Linked DNA regions of Mus musculus: region 1 is linked to region 2. The links are chromatin loops, found by intact Hi-C in ENCODE. Cell type or tissue: gastrocnemius. All regions are shown on one strand. Region 1 overlaps Sae1 (SUMO1 activating enzyme subunit 1). Region 2 overlaps Dhx34 (DEAH (Asp-Glu-Ala-His) box polypeptide 34).

Region 1 (2,500 bases), 160 kb before region 2:
GGGTCTCCCCCCCCCCCCCCAAAAAAAAACAAAACAAAACAAAACAAAAAACCATTGGGCGTAGAACCTGGGGACTTAGACATGTGTTTGGGTCTAGTGCAGTGTTTAATCTCATTTTAGAGAAAGCAGTTAGGAAAGCAAACAGAAGGCAATGGTTTCTTTAGCCGGTGTTAGACAAGAAAATCTTGTACTAGGGAAAGCAATTTGAAGTGGCTGGTATTGGTTTCACAAAACTGAGAAATAATGGGACCAAACCCATATTTAAGGAAAGCCGTTGGTTGGAACATTCATTTAAAGTTTCATTGAGGGTTAGAGGTTCTGTGCAGGTTCCACAGCACTGGGACTAAGTTTTCTAGCAAGACAAAACTGCATTTTCTGTCCCTTACTTTTGTGTTTGTGTTGGGATAGCTTTATCTGTGAGCCTGATGCCGAGGAATTATTAAGCTCTAATTTTAGTGTCTATTCACAGGACTGTAATTACCCGGAGTGAACAAACCTGGAGTCCTTTCTTTTTGAGGCCCAGTCAGGCTTTCTCTGCTGGGTTGCCTGAGTTTGGTGGGGAGAGACATTGTTAACAAATGGAGGAACACAAAAGGAGCTTTGTGGGCGGCTCTGTCAGTTTATAAATCACACCCTCTTACAAGTGTGACACTTGGCCCTGGTGTGAAGGGTTTTATGGCTTAAGGGCCTTCTCTGATTGAGGCCCACATTTTGCATTCATATGGAAAAAGCCCTTGCTTTGTTAGCCATTCACAGCTGGAAGTTTCCCTGGAATCCCTTCTGATGATGCCCACTAGGGTGGATATGGAAGCTTCATTTGGGAGCCACTTTTCTGTCACTATGAGGAGAATGTGGGGACCCCAGGCCAGTACTTGGCAGTCTTGGTGTGCCATTCCTGAGCGCTCTGCCGGCACTTTGCCCTTTGTGCAATGTCTTCCTTACAGAGGGCAGAAATTGAAGATATCAAAATATTCCCCAGCTGACATTGTTAGTCAGCTGTTACAATGGGACTATTCAGCTGGGATTCCAACCCTGAGCTCTTGAGGGCGCACAGCATGCAGCACATTCCTTCTGACAATCCCCTGGATTCCAGACCTTGGCTTTGTGTCTCACCAAGAACACAGGGCAAGGACAGGGTGTGGCAGTGTTTGGCCTTGTGGCTTTGCCACCTGGTAGTAACAACTTCTCTATTTGGAGAGAGAGGGCCTTGGGATTTTATTTTACTTATTTATAATTTTTTTGAGTGTGTCAGTCCTGGCTGACCTGGAACTCAGAATGAAGACCAGGCTCACCCAATATCTTCCTGACACCAGGCCAAGTGGCCCTGTGATTTTGAAGTTTTGTCTAGTTAAATTCCTTCACCCAGATTTTAAGGTTTCCTAAATTGTACAGAATAAGTAGTTGGGTTCTATTCAGATTGCAAGATGGGGTGAGGGAAGCAGCTACTTCCTGTTTCCTGTGAAAGGTGTCTGTCAGAGTCCCCCTCTCCTCCCACTTGTCCTAGGTTCAATCAGTTGTTGTAAAACCACTTTGGGTTCAAGGTACATGGTGTGCTCCTAAATTAGAAACATCAGAAAACAAAGAGGAAAAACAGAGCTTGTGGTTTTCACACATCTAGGAAGTTGGGTCTTTTTAACACACGTAAGCCTGTGATAAATAGGGCAGTAGGAGAGGCCCAACTGGAGGCAGCTGGCACTTGGGTTTGTTAGCATCTTTTTGGTACTTTGGTTTTTAAGTTGCATGTGTTTACTTTGTGTGTGTCTGTGTCTGGGGCCTGTTAAGTATTACAGGCAGTTCTTTTACCACTGAGGTACAACTCCATGTACCCTTTAGAGTTTAGTTCCTGGGCTGGTTGGATGGGTAAAGGGACTTGTCACCCAACCACATCATCCAAGTTCAGGACACACATGGTGGGAGAATCAGCTCTTAGAAGTTGGCCCCTGACCTCTGTGAATGTATGTGTACACACACAATAAATGAATAAATAAATGTGCTTTTAAAATACTAGGTTTTAGTCGTTGAGATTAGGAAAGTTTTGTTTATTGCCTTATTCTTAGGCCAGCGCTTAGCACATAGTCAGGAAATAAAGTTCAGTGTAATGGCATTTCCTGCAGCAGAAAATGACCACCCTGAAGGAGATCTTTGTCGTTTTAAACCTACATCATGGAATTAACTGTGGGATGAACTAAATGACTTAGCTTTACAGCACATTAGTTTTCATAGATCAGTTACTTGATCTGAGAGAACAGAATTCCAAAGATAAGAAACTTGCTCAGAGCTGAGCAGTGGGGGTGCACGCCTTGAATCCCAGCACTTGGGAGGCAGAGGCAGGTGGATTTCTGAGTTTGAGGCCAGCCTGGTCTACAAAGTGAGTTCCAGGAAAGCCAGGGCTATACAGAGAAACCCTGTCTTAAAAAAAAAAAAAAACCCCAAAAACAAAACAACAACAAAAAAAAAAACCAAACAAACAAAAAATAGATTGCTTGGTTTAGAGCTGCTG
Region 2 (2,500 bases):
GCAGGAACCTGTGCAGGGGCCACAGGAAGTTGTGGCCCATGACCCACTGAGGCCTTTCCCTTGTGCCAGCCACCATTACTGTTGGGGCTGGGGGTCTGTGCCAGCTGGGTGGGGCTTACGTGCCAATGAAAAGCAACACAGCCAGGGCTTCTGCATACTACAGAGAGAGGCATGGTGTGGGACCCCGTGAGATGGTAGCAATGAGACATTCACCATTTGGGGTGACATCTGGATCCTAATCCCCTCTTGCTACTCCTTGCTTATGATGAGGGGAACATCACCCAAATGCCTGTCTTTCACCTATCCATGTACCCAGCTGTCTACCCATCAACCCTCATCTGTCCTTCCCTTCCCTGGCCATTCAGCTTCATGCCCACCTCCACTTGTCCACCCATCCACTCAAATGGACATCACCTGCCTCCAGTCCATCCACCCATAGTCAGCCCTACCCTTGTGAGATTGGCTCTGCCTTGGTGTCAGGAACCCATGTGCCTCTCTGTCTGGGGTCTTCCGGCCTCCATGTTCCTGCCTCAGCCTCCAAGGATTGGGATTAAAGCATGTGTCACCAGTTAACTACTTCCTTTGGTCACACTCCCTTTTTTGTGACTCCCTAAGGTGCCTTGATTCTTAGGTTTCCAGGATATTGCACTCTTTAATTTTATCCTTGTCTCTTTAAGTTGAATGTTGACTGGTGGTGGGGCTGGCTTTGTGCTGACCACTGTGTCTCCAACATGGCACCAGAGCATGGCAGAGGAGGCCTGCAGCATTGTTGGGCGGTTATATTGAGTAGACAGATGGATGGACGGGAGAACAGGCAGGTGGGGGGGGGCTAGGTAGTCAGGCAGGTGATGGGTAGACACTTGGATGGGTGGACAGGTGGGGTGGGCATGAAGCTGAATGGACAGGGGAGGGAAGGACAGATGAGGGTTGATGGGTAGTCAGCTGGGTACATGGATAGGTGAAAGACAGGCAGAGGCAGACAGTTGGGTACATGGATGGACGGGGGATGGATAGGTAGATGGGATAGATTAGTGGGAGAGGGACATGGGGTGTCGTGGTGGACAAGTAGGAGGTGGGCAGGTGAGGGATGAACAGGTGAGTGCACAGATGGATGGGTGAATGAGGGGTAGGCAGGGACACAGCCAGGTGGCACCTGAGGTGGCCTCCTGAGCCGCACAGCTTTTCTCTTGCAGTCCCTCCTGCTGTTCAGCCGCTCCATTGACACCAACGGTGACTGCTCCCGCCTGGTGGCTGACGGTTGGCTAGAGCTGCAGCTCGCAGATAGCGAGAGTGCCGTCCGGCTCCTGGCAACATCCCTGCGGCTCCGTGTCCACTGGGAAAGTGCCCTGGACCGGCAGCTGGCCCGCCAGGCCCAGCGACGGAAGCTAGAGCAGGAGGAAGACATGGGGTCTCCAGCAGTCAGCCCCCAGGAGGTGGCTGCTCTGAGCAGGGAGCTGCTGCAGTTCATGGTGGCCAAGGTACCAGAAGGGGGCGTCACTTAGTGGGGGCTCCTTTAAGGATTCAAAGAGGCTCAGTGGTACCTGAGGTCACATGGCTGATGTGGGGAAGCACCGGTGTTTGGCTCTAGAGGCCATGCTGCTAGACACCACTATGTGCCACGCACTGAGCAGATGACAGGTGCCTTCTGTATGCTAAGGACATGCGCAGCATGAGGGCCCAGGGGTCTCCTGTGAGAACAGAGAGGAAGATGTGAGCAGAGTGGGCTGAAACCATCCTCATGGCTGGGAATAGTCATTTCTGATTCTGCACCATGGGAGTCCAAGGAGAGGGGTGAATCCAGGCTGACTTCAGTGTGTGTGTGTGTGTGTGTGTGTGTGTGTGTGTGTGTGTCAGTCACACGCATGTGAAGACAGGCCTAGGCAGTTGGGGAAAGGGGACCAAGCCTGAGGCACCTTGCAGGAGGGACAAGGTAGCTAAGGTCTGGCCGTGGTCTCATCAGCTAGAGGCAGCAGAGGGTGAGCCTGGGGAGGGTGGCTGGAGGAGCCACTGGGGCCACAAAGGTCTGAAAGCAAGTTGGGAGTGGCTTAGGCAAAGTCCAAGGGAGGGCTTTAGGCAGAGCTGGCTCTGGGGGCGCCCACCCCATTTCTGTCTCTGCTCTCCCTTTCTGTAGGTTCCCTACCGCCTCCGAAGGCTCACTGGTCTAGAAGCCCAGAACCTCTACGTGGGACCCCAGACCATCACGACCGCCCCTAGTCTGCCCGGCCTCTTTGGAAATTCTACCCTGTCTCCACACCCCACCAAGGGGGGCTACGCTGTCTCTGATTATCTCACCTACAACTGCCTCACGGTGAGTGAGGTCGCTTGTGGCTTTGGAGTGGGTGGTTGGAAGCTCCAGGCCCAGCTGGCAGCTATAGTCACACTTATGCCCTGTGGGGGCTGGGAGCCTCCAGCCGCTGAAGCAGGGGTCCTGACACGTTTCCTCTGTCGTAGAGTGACACTGACCTGTACAGTGACTGTCTGCGTTCCTTCTGGACCTGCC

The links. A loop is a pair of places that touch in the nucleus more often than their neighbours do. Peaks named below come from ENCODE experiments on the same cell type or tissue, not always from the same donor. Only the 100,000 strongest peaks of a DNase experiment are listed, where the experiment ranks them.
Region 1: a loop joins it to region 2, with 2.6 times the contacts of the local background. A loop is called at or near these places in 8 of 42 quality-filtered maps.

The regions. Positions count from the first base shown.
Region 1 is chr7:16,363,574-16,366,073 of GRCm38, reverse strand. The region is part of intron 5 of Sae1 (SUMO1 activating enzyme subunit 1); the gene reads left to right. Among named protein-coding and RNA genes, the nearest start is that of Sae1, 23 kb to the left of the region's middle. In gastrocnemius, a CTCF peak has its summit at 1,043; no DNase peak of the experiment used is centred here; H3K27ac peaks cover 2,245 bases.
Region 2 is chr7:16,198,653-16,201,152 of GRCm38, reverse strand. Dhx34 (DEAH (Asp-Glu-Ala-His) box polypeptide 34) reads left to right here. Exons shown (of 17, transcript NM_027883.3): 14 at 1,194-1,478; 15 at 2,132-2,308; 16 at 2,452-2,500. Among named protein-coding and RNA genes, the nearest start is that of Dhx34, 22 kb to the left of the region's middle. In gastrocnemius, no CTCF peak of the experiment used is centred here; a DNase peak (open chromatin) is centred at 1,319.